2 separate regions of the Homo sapiens genome follow, and region 2 is linked to region 1. Evidence: read pairs that join two places in POLR2A ChIA-PET (ENCODE). Cell type or tissue: OCI-LY7. All regions are shown on one strand. Each heading gives the region's core, and the rest is flanking DNA. Links, peaks and the distances in the headings are about the cores only. Region 1 holds the start of LOC105373911 (a long non-coding RNA gene). Region 2 has its middle 46 kb from the start of CCDC195.

The links. Peaks named below come from ENCODE experiments on the same cell type or tissue, not always from the same donor. Only the 100,000 strongest peaks of a DNase experiment are listed, where the experiment ranks them.
Region 2: POLR2A ChIA-PET joins it to region 1 with 12 read pairs; 3 of 35 experiments call an interaction of 5 or more read pairs at or near these places.

What each region holds. Positions count from the first base shown.
Region 1 is chr2:224,737,741-224,746,086 of GRCh38, forward strand. It overlaps LOC105373911 (a long non-coding RNA gene), which reads right to left and starts at 4,702. Exons shown (of 3, transcript XR_923957.2): 1 at 4,475-4,702; 2 at 3,555-3,667; 3 at 952-1,303. In OCI-LY7, for the core only: no CTCF peak of the experiment used is centred there; DNase peaks (open chromatin) are centred at 4,881 and 5,561; H3K4me3 peaks cover 2,461 bases; H3K27ac peaks cover 3,400 bases.
Region 2 is chr2:224,666,284-224,674,629 of GRCh38, forward strand. No RefSeq gene overlaps it. Among named protein-coding and RNA genes, the nearest start is that of CCDC195, 46 kb to the right of the region's middle. In OCI-LY7, for the core only: no CTCF peak of the experiment used is centred there; a DNase peak (open chromatin) is centred at 878; H3K4me3 peaks cover 1,987 bases; H3K27ac peaks cover 3,334 bases.

The DNA.
Region 1 (8,346 bases), core at 191-8,190:
TCTGTTACCAGACCAAACTGGGATCTGCTCACCCTGTGCCATAGGCCAAACATCTATATGAAAGTTTGCAGAGGGAGAAAGGAGGGGCCCAAGCATGAAGAATTGGGCAGCTTACGCTTGAGACATGACCCCTCTGATGGCTTGTGAGTGTTATTTAAAGGTGGGGGTAAATTTTAGGAAAGTTGAAGTTATAGTAAAAATTGTAAATCAATACATGGAGATTACACATCGATTTGGCCCCAAAAGGTTGGATATCTTAAGGCAGGGGATTATAGGTCATAGGTATATTCAAAGACTTTCTGATTTGCAATTAGTGAAGGAAGAGAATCTCTGTTTAAAAATGTGGGGTTAGCAGAAAAGAATGTTAGCTCTGGCTCATGGGCATGATTTCCTCCAGACCCCTCAGGAAGAACTTTACAATAAAGAACTGCAGAGTTCATTCCTCAGTTTTCCCTTATCTGAGGTCTACATGCCAGCATGTTTATTTGATGGGGATCCAGGTTTCTGAAAACAGCTCAGGCACATAGGTTAAGATGTTGTCTTTAGTTTCTATAGGGAACACCAAACATCCTTTAACTCTAACTTCCTTGGCTATTGTTTTAAGCTACCATTCCTTCTTACTTTTTGAGTTGCTCATTTACTTCTCAGGGCTAGCTAGGTGCCTGGAATTTCCCCTGAAGGAACCAAATATTTTCTTTTATTTTCATCGTATGGGGTGCCCACAGGCCTCTCAGAGGGTCTCTGCTTTGTCTCAAGTCCAAGAACAGGCAAAGACTGATGTCCCAGTTCATGCAGACAGGAAGAAAGCAAAGGACAAATTCCCCCTTCCTTTGCCATTTTTTTCTATTCAGTCCCTCGATTGGATGATGCCCACACACATTTGAGAAGGCCATCTGCTTTACTCAGCCCACCAATTCAAATGCCAATCTCATCTGGAAAAAACCTCAGTGACACATTCAAAAATAATGTTTAATTTGGGAACCCTATGGTGTAGTCAAGTTGGCATATAAAGTTAACTGTTACAGGCTGGGCGTGGTGGCTTACACCTATAATCCCAGCACTTTGGGAGGCTGAGACAGGTGGATCACCTGAGGTCAGGAGTTTGAGACCAGCCTGGTCAATATGGTGAAGCCTCGTCTCTACTAAAAATACAACAATTAGCTGGGTGTGGCGGAACACGCCTGTAGTCCCAGCTACTCAGGAGGCTAAGGCAGGAGAATTGCTTGAATCCAGGAGGTGGAGGATTCAGTGAGCCAAGATCGTGTCATCGCACTCCAACCTGGGCAACAGAGTGAGACTCTGTCTGAAAAAAAAAAAAAGGTTAACTGTTACAACAGGTTTTCCATACAAGGGTTAAGACATTAAGGGTAGTGTTCTCCCCTGGACAAAGATTGGCCACTGACCTTTTGCGTCCGATCTCAGATTTGTTCAAGATCTTGTCATTTACAAGGTCATGCTACCATCACTGCAATCTAATTCCAAAATATTTTCATCGCCCCCAAAAGAAACTCCTTACCCTTCCACAGTCACTCCTCATGCCTGCCCCCACCCAACACCTGCAACCATTAATCTACTTTTATCTCTATGGATTTTCCTGTTTTGATATCTCATATAAGTAGAATCATAAAGCACGTGGTCTTTTGTGTCACTTAGCATAATGTGTGATAAAGCAAATATGGAAACTGTTTATTGTAGAACCTAGGCAGGAGCATATGGGTGGTTCATTCTCAAATTATTTTTGTATATCAAGTTCTACCTTTCTATCAAATGGGAACCATATCAAGTTCATGAAACCCTTCTTGACACCTACATCACCTTGGTCTTTTCCTCCTCCGAATTCTTTTTCTTTTTCTAGAGACAGGGTCTTGCACTGTTGTCCAGGCTGTAGTGCAGTGGCCCCATCATAACTCACTGTAGCCTCAACCTCCTGGGTTTAAGTGACCCTCTTGCTTCAGTTTACCAAGTAGCTAGGACGATAGGGATGCATCACCACCACACCTGGCTAATTAAAATTTTATTTATTTATTTATTTATTAGAGACAAGGTCTCACTATGTTGTCCAGGTTGGTCTCAAACTCCTAGTCTCAAGTGATTCCCACACCTTAGCCTCCCAAAGAGCTGAAATTTACAGGCAGAAGCCATCATGCACAGCCATCCTCTGAATTCTTTTAATAAAAGTATAAGTAATCACAAATTTTAATAGTTGATTATAGACTGTCATGCATTTTCTGGAATCACGTAAATAGCATTTATCTCCTTGACTAAGATACAAACTTCTTAAGAGCAAAGACTAGTCTCATTGCTTTATTTCCTCTCTCCTTATGCCCCTTCCTCATCACTCAGAGAATTCATGAGAGTATTGTTGCCTAGTGATAATGTTTGTTGGTGCAACTAAGCTTCAAGACACAGGTAATAACTGTGACTTCTTCATCATTTTTCTCCCAAATTTTTAATTGGCATTTCAAGGATGGCCTAGCCTTAGAGTACTAGACTAATCTGTTTCCTGGGCAGATTCCAGTTTCCATTCCATAGGCCTGGACATCACTGTTTACAGCTGAATAGAATCATTCATTCAGCTCCTCTCTGTCAATGTCTCTTATAGACACTCTTCTATATAGAACCAGGAGCACAATGGTTATAGACTGTCTGTAAGAAACATTGACAGAGAGGAGCTGAATGAAACGTCTCCAGTGAACCAAAGCCAGCCCATTGAGTTGCTTTTGGGGCACCTGGGAGTGTGGTGCTTTCCTTGACAGTCTTTAGAGATGAGGAGACAGTGTGGAAAGCTGTTCAGACAAAATGATATGCATGCTGGTGGCTTACAGATCCCTTATTCAATAGATAAATATAGGTCAACAATGATAAAATCTTCAGAGGGTAGTTTGCATTAGAACTGCCTTCTGGGACATTGACACTGATCTCACGTTTTGTCAGTGATTGATGACCCAGTGGATACGCAACTATTACATTGTGAGCTACCAATATTGTCCTTGCTGTTAATTTCAGGAACAACGATCTCTAGGATTAGTGAATAGAGGTGATTAATCTATATTGAGAAAATTATTAAAATCTAAAAACTAGATTATTTATCCCAAATATAAGGATGGGTTAAATATTATAAAGTATATTTTCTATTCTCCACATATCTGAATTTTCTTAATTATAGCAATGGAATTTCTCAATTTTTTACACATTATGTTTTTAGAGTAAGTTTGAAACATATTAAATACAAACTTTTTTTTTTTTTTTTTTTTTTTTCCCTGAGATGGAGGCTCGCTCTGTCACCCAGATTGGAGTGCAGTGGTGTGATCACAGCTCACTGCAGCTCCGCCTCCCGGGTTCATGCCATTCTCCTGCCTCGGCCTCCCAAAGTGCTGGGATTACAGGCTTAAGCCACCACGCCCAGCCTAAATACAAACATTTTTACTGTAGTTTTTGGAGTGAGGTGAAATCTAATATAAAAATTTATTAGTTCCAGCTCTAGACAACATTCCATAATTTGTCATTTCAATAAAATCTTTTTAAAGTCTGACTTTGTTTTTGAACTTGCTTACCTATGTTCATGTACATAGAAGATCTCTCCCAGAGGTATACAGAATGTTCAGTTAGCCTCAGCAGGATGAGACATATCTGCTTTCTATTTCGTCTTTGGATTCCACATTCTGACCTGTGAAATAATTACACCAGATTTAAAAAAATTCTAGTAGACTTAACTAAGAAATTCTTTTTAAAAATTATTTTTTATTATGATAAAAAGGATATAACATTAAATTTACCATCTTAACCATTTTAAAGCATGCAATTCAGTAGTGTTAAACATATTTACATTGTTGTGCAAATGATCTCCAGAACTATTTCATCTTGCAAAAGTGAAACTCTATGTTCAATAAACAATAACTCCTCATTTATCCCTCCCCCAGCCCCCAGCAATTACCATGCTTCTTTCTTTTTCTACAAATTTGACTATTTAAAATAACTCATAGGAATGGAACCATACAGTATTTATCTTTTTGTGTCTGACTTATTTCACTTAACATAATGCACTCAAGGTTTATTTAGGTTGTGGCATATGTCAAAATTTCCTTCCTTTTGAAGGCTGAATAATATTCCATACACACACACTCACACACACACACACACCACATTGTAGAATTCTGTTCATCTGTTAATGGACAGGCAAATTTAGGTTGTTTCTATCTCGGCTATTGGGAATGGTGTTGCTATGAAAATGACTGTACAAATAATGTCTCTGTGATCCTGCTTTCAATTCTTTTGGATATATACCCAGAAGTAGAATTGCTGGATTGTATGGTAATTTTCTTTTTACTTTTTGTTGAGCAACTGCCATACTGTTTTTTATAATGGTGAAACCAACCCAATTGTCCCATAGAACTAATATTTTTCATTTCTTTTGAATAAACATAGAAATTGACTCTCTCAGTTTTAAAACTTGAAAAAGTTACATTTGTCTTACCTGAGTACCTTTCTTAAGAAACCAACCATCGGCCGGGTGGGGTGGCTCACGACTGTAATCCCAGTACTTTGGGAGGCCAAGATGGGCAGATCATGAGGTCAGGAGATCAAGACCATTCTGGCTAACATGGTAAAACCCCGTGTTTACTAAAAATACAAAAAATTAGCTGGGCGTGGCGGCAGGCGCCTGTAATCCCAGCTACTCAGGAGGCTGAGACAGGAGAATGGCGTGAACTCCGGAGGCGGAGCTTGCAGTGAGCCGAGATATCACGCCACTGCACTCCAGCCTGGGTGACAGTGCCAGACTCTGTCTCAAAAAAAAAAAAAAAAAAAAAAAAAAAACCAACCATCAGGCCTCCCAGATAGTACCAAGGAACTGAAATTTACCAGATCACTGCATCTGGATAATAAGACACCAGACTCCTCACCCATCATGATTGCCTAATTCATCACCTGCTTCCTGTTGACCAACTTCTCTTGCTTACCCCTCCCTAATTCCTGTTTTCCCACATGTGGTTACATTTCTTCCATGCTGTATAAACCCCTAATTTCAGTTGGTTAGGGAGATGGATTTGAGGCTGATCTCCTTGGCAGCATCACCTGATTAATGCCTTTTTTCTTGGAAACACTCATTGTCTCAGTTATTGGCTTTCTGTGCAGTGAGCAGCAGGACCTAAACCCTGGTGTCTTGGTAACAGTGGCTGCACCATTTTATATTTTCACTAATAGAGCACAAAGATCACAATTTTTCTACATCCTCTCAAACACTTGTCATTTTCTGTGTTTTTTGATAGTAACCATTCTAATGGGTATAAGGTAGAATAAATCACTTTTAAACAGAAAAAACCCATCACTTTCTAGCCAAAGGAATTAAAACTATCTAAGGTACCTAATCCAAATAAGATTCATTTCACATTAAACTTGTGGTCTATCATTCTTACATTGTTCATGGATTTGTTCTTCTTTGGATTTCTGAAATAAGCTATATACTGATTTTATCACCTACCTCAGTATGACTGAGCAGGATTTCTTTATTTATTTACTTACTTACTTTTGAGACATGGTCATGCTCCGTTACCCGGTCTGGAGTGCAGTGGTACAATCATAGCTCACTGCAACCTTGAGCTCCCCGGCTCAAGCAATTCTTCCACCTCAGCCTCCCAAGTAGCTAGGACTACACACACGCGCCACCATACTTGGCTAATTTTTAAAATTTTTAGTAGAGACAAGATCTCGCTATGTTGCCCAGGCTAGTCTCAAACTCCTGGTTTCAAGCAATCCTTCTGTCTTGGCCTCCCAAAGTGCTAGGATTATAGGTGTGAGCCACTGAGCGTGGCTGAATGAGCAGACTTTTTTTTTGTTTTTTTTTGAGCAGAGTCTTGCTCTGTCACCTAGGCTGGAGTGCAGTGGTGTGATCTCAGCTCATCTCAACCTCTGCCTCCCAGGTTCAAGCAGTTCTGTCTCAGCCTCCCATGTAGCTGGGACTACAGGTGTGCGCCACCATGCCTGGCTAATTTTTGTATTTTTAGTAGAGATGGGGTTTCACCATGTTGGCCAGGCTGGTCTCGAACTCCTGGCCTCAGGTGATCCCCCCACCTCGGCCTCCAAAGTGCTGGGATTACAAGTGTGAGCCACTGTGCCCAGCTCCAAATGAGTAGAATTTAAAAGGTAAACTTTGCAATTCTCTTATTTATGGTAAAAAATTTGTCTGTTACAGAAACTATATTCTAAAAATGGGAAAAACTGGCAATGCAAACTCGGTCTGCCCCTGAGAGATGATGTAAATTAAAGTTGGTCATCACCATGGACCTCAGTATTCTCAGTGGTCAAACAGGGGAGTTGGTCTAGATGAGAGGCAGCCAACCTAAATGCCTACGGAACCACAGCAGGCCCTGGAGACAAGTGAAGAGATCTGGTTGTAAAATCACAGTGCTGCAGTGTCCTCATCAAACTGAAGAGTAGGAGTAAGAGCTCCTTCAAATGGTTCATGCCTGTAATCCCAGCACTTTGGGAGGCCGAGAAGGGCAGATCACAAGCTCAAGAGATTGAGACCATTCTGGCCAACATGGTGAAACCCTGTCTCTACTAAAAATATAAAAATTAGCTGGGCTTGGTGGCGTGCACCTGTAGTCCCAGCTACTCGGAAGGCTGAGGCAGGAGAATCGCTTGAACCCATGAAGCAGAGGTTGCAGTGAGCCCAGATCGCACCAGCCTGGTGACAGAGCTAGAATCCGTCTAAAAAAAAAAAAAAATGGAGGAGGGTGGTAGCATTCACCTCCCACTTAACATGCTGTGAGGGAATATAGACTTTTTTTAAAAAAAATTTTATTATTATACTTTAAGTTTTAGGGTACATGTGCACAATGTGCAGGTTTGTTACATATGTATACATGTGCCATGTTGGTGTGCTGCACCCATTAACTCGTCATTTAGCCTTAGGTATATCTCCTAATGTTATCCCTCCCTCTTCCCCCCACCCCACAACAGTCCCCGGTGTGTGATGTTCCCCTTCCTGTGTCCATGTGTTCTCATTGTTCAATCCCCACCTGTGAGTGAGAACATGCGGTGTTTGGTTTTTTGTCCTTGCAATAGTTTGCTGAGAATGATGGTTTCCAGTTTCATCCATGTCCCTACAAAGGACATGAACTCATCATTTTTTTATGGATGCATAGTATTCCATGGTGTATATGTGCCACATTTTCTTAATCCAGTCTATCGTTGTTGGACATTTGGGTTGGTTCCAAGTCTTTGCTATTGTGAATAGTGCCGCAGTAAACATACATGTGCATGTGTCTTTATAGCAGCATGATTTATAATCCTTTGGGTATATACCCAGTAATGGGATGGCTGGGTCAAATGGTATTTCTAGTTCGAGATCCCTGAGGAATCGCCACACTGACTTCCACAATGGTTGAACTAGTTTACACTCCCACCAACAGTGTAAAAGTGTTCCTATTTCTCCACATCCTCTCCAGCACCTGTTGTTTCCTGACTTTTTAATGATCGCCATTCTAACTGGTGTGAGATGGTATCTCATTGTGGTTTTGATTTGCATTTCTCTGATGGCCGGTGATGATGAGCATTTTTTCATGTGGAATATAGACTTTTGCCTATAATGTGTTGCACCAGATCTTCAAACTCATTAAAAAAGTTGAAAAATTTAAAATATGGCAAAAATATTAATTAACATAAAAACACTCCTGTACAGGGCAAATAAAACAACCTTTTGAGGGTGAAATGTGGTCCATTGTCTGGTGGTTTGCAATACCTGGGCTAGATGATTTCTAAGGTCCTTTGAGTTCTAAAATTCTTTGATTTCTGGATTCTAAGAACAGATTAAAAATAACAGCAATAGTCAGGGGCTGTGATTCTATTTTTTATCTTGGATCATTCAAAACTATAGGCTGCTGTCTTGATTTCACTAGTATGGATCAAAATGACTCAATTGTTTGATATATAGACATTATCTCCTTAAGCACTATATTTATCTTCAGTGAATTGTACTAAGAAAGATTTATGTGACAATTCATATCACATTGGAAAATGATACATGGCTCTCTCTAGCAAAAACTGCTGTCTTTTATTTGATTCCTGAGCTCTGTTTTGAATTTTGGCAAAATTGAAGAGACAAAAAAAATCAGTTTATGTCTCAATTAATTTCACAAACTGAATGACAGATGAGATTTCTCTTTTCACTCCAGATTCCCCTGTCCCTACAGAATTGTTGGAGAATATTTGTGGTTGTCAGAATGTTTTTATTTTAATGAGAATGGAGTCGTGATTGACATTTGCTCCCTGGCCAGCATCCTTCTTCTTTTGTTTCTTTCTTCTTTTATTAACAGATGCTGATTTTCCAATAGGGAATTATTCCTG
Region 2 (8,346 bases), core at 186-8,185, 71 kb before region 1:
AAACCCAGGAGGTGGAGGTTGCAGTGACCCGAGATCGTGCCACTGCACTCTAGCCTAGGTGACAGATTGAGACTTCGTCTCAAAAAAAAAAAAAGAAAAAAAGGAAGACATTGCTGAAGTGTAAAGCATACCCAGTTTTCTTTATCTTACCATATATTGACCGCAATGTAATTTTGAAGGAGTTTGGAGAATATTTCTTCGAGTTTTACAAAAGGTCAGACTCTGATCATATGCTGATGACCCTAACTAGAAATTTCTACAACTTTATAGAAAACTTGCATGCATTACATATGCATGCATAGTTAGATGCATATATAGTTCCTTAACTGCATTAGTCAGAGTTCTCCGGAGAAAGAGCACCAGTAATATACATATGGATATATATATATACATTTTTATTTATTTATTTTTTTTGTGAGACAGAGTCTCGCTCTGTCACCTAGGCATTGGTTCATGAGAAATTGGTTCATGCAATTATGGAGCCTGAGAAGTCCCACAATCTGCCATCTGTAAATTGGAGACCCAGGAAAGCCAGTGGTACAATTCAGTCAGAAGGACGGAAAACAGGAGAAATAATTATGTAAATCACGTTCTGAGGGCCAAGAAGCTGAAATGAGGTGTCCGAGCTCAGCAGAGCAGGGCAAATTTCTCCTTTCTCCACTTTTTCTTTTATTTAGGCTCTCAATTGATCAGATGATGCCCATATACATGGGAAGAGCAGTCTACTTCAATGAGTCCACTGATTCAAATGCTAATTGCATCTGGAAATACCCTCCCAGATACACTCAAAAACAATGTCTAATCTGGGCACCCCATGGCCAGTCAAGTTGATACATAAAATTAACCATAACACCTGTCTTTGTCATATTTGGGTGATCAGCCAGCCAAGAAATGACATATTTTGAGAGCTTTCAGAGTTGCAGAGTCACTAGAGGGTTAATGGTAATGCAAATACCTTAGCTTTCACATCCTGTCTTTGATAAGAGTTTACGTTTTCAGCAAATAATCTGTGAAGTGGCTAATTTGCTGGGGGATAATGAGAATAGATAGTTACTCTGAAAATTGCTCTTACGCAATTCTACTTACTTTTTAATGGTGTCTCTTTTCTTTGTAAGAAGTGCCATATTTTGGGACAACATGGGGAATTTAATCATTAAGTTAAACAATAAACCCTTTAAACTACCTTAATTTCTTTTTTTTTTTTTAGATGGACTCACTCTGTCACCCAGGCTGTAGTGCAGTGGCACAATATTGGCTCACTGCAGCCTCCGCCTCCCGGGTTCAAGCAATTCTTGTGCCTCAGCCTTCTGAGTAGTTGGGATTACAGGCATAAGCCACCATGCGTGGCTAATTTTTGTATTTTTAGTAGAGATGGGGTCTCGCCAGGCTGGTCTGGAACTCTTGACCTCAGGTAATTCACCCACCTTCGCCTCCCAAAGTGCTGGGATTATAGGCATGAGCCACTGCACCCGGCAAACTACCTTAACTTCTAAGAGAGTCAACAATTCTATTAGTTGAATTATACGTAAGTAAATAAAACCTTGAAACAATGGAAAAACCCTTATACAAAAGGCAAACAATTAGAAAAGACTCAGTACCCTGGGGCCTAAGTAATATAATTAAAAGCAGGATTTTAAAAAATAAGTTTCTTTCTAAAAGCAGAGAAAGCACCAAGGTGATTGCTTTGTTTCCCACAGCTTTCAGACCCTGAGTGCATTGGTAAGGTTTTCCTAATTGCTATATTTCTTATATTTTGTAAAATAAAGAAAACACAGATCATTTATCTTTCTAGTATACAAGAACCATTTTGAAAGGGCCATTTCTCTTGTTTAAATGATAATTATATGTCATAACCTATAGTAAAGGTAGAAAGGAGGCTCACACTCCCAGTGTTTCAGGAGACAATGGAATAAAACTAGTTAAGATGTCATTGTTAAGACATAATAGTAATCAGTTAAGATGAGGTCATACTAAAGTAGGGTAGGCCTCTAATCCAACATGATTGTTGTCCTTACAAAAGGGGGAATTTGGACACGGACAGTCTCATGGGGAGAACACCATGTGAAGATGAAGGCAGAAATCTACAAACCAAGGAGTGTCAAAGACTGCTAGCAAACCACCCAAAGCTCGGAGAGAGGCATGGAACAGATTCTCCCTCACAGCCCCCAGCAAGAACCAACCCTGGCAACCTCTTGATCTCAGACTTGTAGTTCTAGAATTGTGAGATAATAAATTTAGTTTGTGGTACTTTGTTATGTCAGCCTGAACAAAGTAATTATGGTCCTCATTTTATAAGTGAAGATTCTGAGGCTCATAAAGATAAACTTGTCTGACGTCAAGCAGCCAGGACAGAGCTGGGGCTGGACTCAGGTTACTCCAAACATTGTGTTTTAAACCCCTGCATCGTTTTCCAAAACTGATCCAAGGACCTCTTGCATAAAAATCACCCGGGATGCTTATTAAAAATGCAGATTCAGGCCGGGTGCGGTGGCTCTTGCATGTAATCCCAGCGCTTTGGGAGGCCGAGATGGGTGGATCACCTGAAGTCAGTAGTTCGAGACCAGCCTGGTCAACATGGTGAAACCCTGTCTCTACTAAGAATACAAAAATTAGCCCGGCGTGGTGGCACATGCCTGTAATCCCAGCTGCAAGGGAAACTGAAGCAGAAGAATTGCTTGAACCCACGAGGCAGAGGTTGCAGTGGGCCGGGATCACACCACTGCATTCCAGTATGGGCAACAGAGCGAGACTTCATCTCAGGGAAAAAAAAAAAAAAAGAAAAAAAAAGCAGGTTCAGGGATTCAACTCAGACCCGCTGAATATGAAACTGGGGAAAGGTGGCAAGAGACTGAATTCTAAAAAAGAAACAACTCTAAATGAAAACTGTTAACACTCATTTTGCTTCTGAATTAGAGTCCCTCAACCCCCTCACTATGGTCTGCTGAAATTGAGGTGATTCTAGCACTAAATGAGAAATATTTATGTGTTCATCAGTTAGAATTTGGGCAAATTTTTGTCTGGACTTCAAATTTTGCTATTTTTTTCCCCCAGTGATGATAATAAAATATACCGTATCTTATCTCCCATAATCAAATTAAATCTTTTGAAAATGAAAGTTAAAACTTATAAACATTTTAGAAATGCAAGGGAATATTATGAAGTATCTTTATTCAGATCATCTAATTAACAGACTATGGAGGAAGATATTACTTCAATGTAATTCCTACCCATTTCTCTTGAAAAATAAACGCTGAGTTATCAGTGGTTTTATTCTGGAAAGCTTTGCTTTGTTTCTACCACAACTAATGCTCTGCCTGTGTGGTGGGGCAATTCCTAGCATCCTCCTCTCTGTTGAATCATCTTCTTCTCTTACATGATCATGCATTGTACTTCTATGCAAGCTTTGCTCATATTTTCCAAGTGTAAGGAGAACCTGATAATGCAGAGGGCTCATTTTCTTGATTATGTCATTGTTGTTGACTCCTTCAGATGGAGAATAATTAATGGTGTATACATATATATAATTTATATCACCACTATATATATAAATATAATTTATATATAATTTATATCACCATTATATATTTATATAAAATATATAATATATAAAAATATATTATATATAAATATATAAAAATATATTATTTAAATATATAAATATATAAAAATATATTATTTAAATATATAAATATATAACATATATAAAGATTTATATATAAATATGTTAAAATATATTATATATTTATATGTAAATATATAAAATATATGTAAATATATAATATAAAATATATATTTACATATAAATATATCAAAATATATTATATGTTTACATATAAATATATCAAAATATATGTTTACATATAAATATATCAAAATGTATGTTTACCTATAAATACATCAAAATATATGTTTACACATAAATATATCAAAATATATATTTACATATAAATATATCAAAATATATATAATGGTTATATTTATATATAAATATATATAAAGGTGATATAAATTATATATGTATACAATTTTTATACAACTTTTTACAAGTTTTTAAAAATTAGGAATTAACCCACTTCCTCTTAGTAGGGAAGAGTAAGGATGGGCCAATGTATTGCACCATTACTCAATGATGTGAGCTCTGCTGTATTATTGCAGGCGCTGCTGACTGTGAGGTACTATCACATTATTACTTCTGTTCTGTTATAGAACTCAGAGTCCTTCCTTATCAAGATTAATTGAAACATACAGCATGGCTGTATAACTTAATTATTGCTACTGAACAAAGCACCCAAAATGTAGTGGCTTAAAAACAATGACTTATTATTTCTCATGTTTCTAAGGATTGACTTGGCAGGTTCTTCACTGGGTTTGCTTAGGTGCATTCATGCAATGGCCTTCAGCTGGAGGTCCCCGGGGCTTGAACTCCAGGATGGCCTCCCTCACACATCTGGGCAGTTGGTGCTGGCTGAGGTGCCTCAGTTCTCCTTCATGGTCTGGCATCCTTCACTAGGCTAGACCACCTCTCTCACTTGGCTATTCCAGGACAGTTTTCCAAAAGACAAATGTGGAAGCTGCAAAGTCTCTTGAGACTGAGGGGCTGAGACTTGCATCACATCACTTCCAGCACATTCTATTGATTAAAGCAAGTTACAAACCCAGCTCAGATTCAGGAAGGTTGACGAATAGACTCTAATTCTGGATGGGAGAATCAGCAAAGTCACACTGCAAAGGATGCAACGTCAGATGGGTGGAATTTCTGGCTTTTAAACGGTCTACCACAATGATGATACGATAGGTAGCATTATTCTTCACCAAACACCAAAGACCATTGCTAGAGTTGTGTGAAAGATTTACTTGGAACAAACAAATAAAAAGTCCAAATCTCAATAGAATCTAGTTTCAGCAATAACCATTTAAGCTACTTCATAGAGCAAATAAAAGGGGGACTCACAGGTTATTGCTTTTGAAGGATATGTTGTGTAATGCCTGCATATTATCTTTTAACAAGGGTAAAAGAGAAAAGGTGTACTCTCTTATGCAAACTCTTTTTGTATCTAATGTAGATTAAGACAGTCTTATTATGTGGTCCAGGGATGAGCAGCATCAGCATCACCTTACAGATTGTTAGACATAAAATTTTCAGGCTCCATCCAAGACCTACTGAATTACAATCTCTGGTGGTGGGGCCCAGAATCTGTATTTTTAAAAAGTTTCCCAGGTAATTCTTACATGTACTAAAATTTGAGGAGTACTGATTCAGATCAGACACCCCTCCCCATTAGATAAATGTGCAAGATTAGAGATACTTTTCCCAATCTCTTCCTTTCTTCATACATTTAGAGTAAATCCAATAATTGATAAAATTGAATTCATGGTGTAGTCAGTTTTTCAAGAGGTTTGAATTCAAATAAATTATTGGTAATTGTTTTTAATATATTCTTATTTCTACTATATATTTGAGAAACCCATAATCAGAGATGATACAATGTTTGTACTGATTTGGGATCAGGGACATCCCACAGGATTATTCCAACAGGATAGCTTAAAAACAGCCAGGAGTATGAGCTTTATGAACATATGGAGAGCTCTTCCTTTTCAAAGGCAAAATAAATATAACCTGGCAAAGCCCAACCAAATAGCATTATGCTTTTGAAAGGAACTTCATGGCAGGCAGCTGTTTGTATTCATTTTCTAAAGGAAAGGATTTAGGCTTACTCATAAAAATAAACATGGTATTATTATCTAGAGTCTTTGTGTATTTTTTGTAAGTAATGAAGAGTTCACTTATTAGAATAGGAGAGATTCATCACACATCACCAATGACGTTCTTTTTTTTTTTTTTTTTTTTTTTGAGACAGAGTCTCACTCTGTTGCCTAGACTGGAGTGCAGTGGCACGATCTCGGCTCACTGCAACCTCTGCTTCTCAGGTTCAAGCGATTCTCCTGCCTCAGTCTCCCAAGTAGCTGGGATTACAGGCATGCGTCACCATGCCCTGCTAATTTTTGTATTTTTAGTAGAGACAGGGTTTCACCATGTTGGTCAGGCTGGTCTCCAACTCCTGACCTCAGGTGATCCACCCGCCTCGGCCTCCCAAAGTGCTGGGATTACAGGCATGAGCCCATGCGCCCAGCCCTGCCAATGACGTTCTTAGAAAAAATCATTTTTGCAAAGATAGATAATTATAAATAGCTTTAATGGTAATGGTGAATTTTATCAGAAAACTCTTCAAGGATTTTTCGATAATCAAGGTATGAGTATCCCCATTATTAAAATGAGGCAGTTTTCTCAGATTTATACTAAGTTTCCTAGAAATCATTGCAAGTTCCTGTGATGTTCATAGTAAGTTTCATCCCCAAACCTAGCATGATCTCGTAATTTTTCACTATTATCCAAAATTTGTAGGCTACTTTTACTCAAACTTGGAATTGTTGACAATTGTACCAGGTAGTGTACAGTTAATTTCCCTTCAGCAAACTGATAGTGTTTGAAAATAATTTTTGATTGTAACAAAGCAGAGGGCTTTGGTAAATTATAAAACCCTGCCTCAAGATGTTATAGTTTCTCCTATCAAGGGGTGGAGCCCATGTCATCCTCCCTTGATTCTAGTTGGGCCTTGAGACTTGCTTTATGCCAATAAAATATAATGGAAGTGATGTTGTGTGAGTTCTGATGCCTAAACCTCCAGAGGCCTTGACCCTGAATCCTTACGTTCTTGGAACACTGTTCTAAGACTGCTCTGTAGGAAAGTAGTTCTACTCTTTTGGAGAGGGAGAGGCCATAGAAAAAAGTAAAGTGGTGGCCTAGCAAGCAGCCATGCTCGCCACCAGAGATGTGTGTGAGGTCATCTAGGATCTTCTAGCCCAGCCAGCTTTTCAGCCGAGCATACAGCATGAACGGGACCAGGCAAAACCTCAGGAGAACCATACAGCTGTCTCAGCACTGTGAGAAATAATACATGACTGCTATTTTAAGCCACATGCTTTGGGATGGTTTGTTATGCAGCAATAGGTAACTGCCACACTTTTTTTTTTTTTTTTTAAATGTAGTAGGCTGGGAGCAGTGGCTCACACCTGTAATCCCAGCACTTTGGGAGGCAGAGACGGGTGGATCACCTGAGGTCAGGAGTTCGAGACCAGCCTGGCCAACATGGCGAAACCCTGTCTTTACTAAAAATACAAAAAATTAGCTGAGTGTGGTGGCGGGCACCTGTAATCACAGCTACTAGGGAGGCTGAGGCAGGAGAATCACTTGAACCCAGGAGGTGGAGGTTGCAGTGAGCCGAGATCGTGCCACTGCACTCCAGCCTGGGCAACAGAGTGAGACTCTGTCTCAAAATAATAATAATAATAATAAAAAATAAAAAATAAAAAATGTAGGAAAAAACACATATCGTAAAATGTACTGTCTTAACCGTTTTTAAGTGCATATTTCAGTAGTCGTAAGTATATTTACATTATTGTGAAACAGATCTCCAGAACATTTTCTTCCTGGAGAATTAAAACTCTCTACTTGTTAAACAATAACTCCCCTTTGCCTTCTCCTCCTAGCCCCTGGTAACCAACACTCTCCTTTCTATGTCTGTGAATTTGACTACTTTAGATACCTCATAGAGCTGGAATCATAGAGTATGTGTTCTTTTGTGAGTAGCTTATTTCACTTAGCATAGTGTGTTCAAGGTTCATTTGTGTTGTAGCATGTAACAACATGCTTCCTTCCTTTTAAAGACTAAATAATATTCCAAAAAGATGAAAGAACAGGGAAAAGGGCTGGCCCAGCTTTGTGGTCTGATTGTAACTGTATTAATCCGAGATCTCAGCTGGGCCTGCAGTGTCCAAGATGTGCTGCTCTCCTCCTCCAGGGCCCCTTTCCACGTGGTATCTCATGATTCAAGTCTAGCCCAGCCTTCTTTGTAGCATGGTAGATAGCTTCCAAGGAGGAGCTTTCCAAGCGGTCAAGTCCCAGTGTCCAAGCACTTATCAAACTCTGTTTGCATCATGCTTGATAATTTCCCATTGGATAAAGCAAGTCATATCACCAAGGCTTGAGGTGACATGGAAGGGACAAACTACAGAAAGGCATGAACACCATTAGGTAAGGATCCTTGGGGGCTACCAATGTAGCAATGAACTACACCTACTCTGTTCCTTCTTTTTCCACAGCTCTTATCACTTAACAATTTTTATTGAATTTTTAAATTTTTTTGTAGAGACGGGGTCTCACCATGTTGCCCAGCCTGGTCTCAAACTCTTGGCCTCAAGCGATTGTCCTGCCTTGCCCTCCCAAAATGCTGGGATTACAGGCATGAGCCACCATGCCCAGCCCACCTATCGCTTTTTAATGTGCTC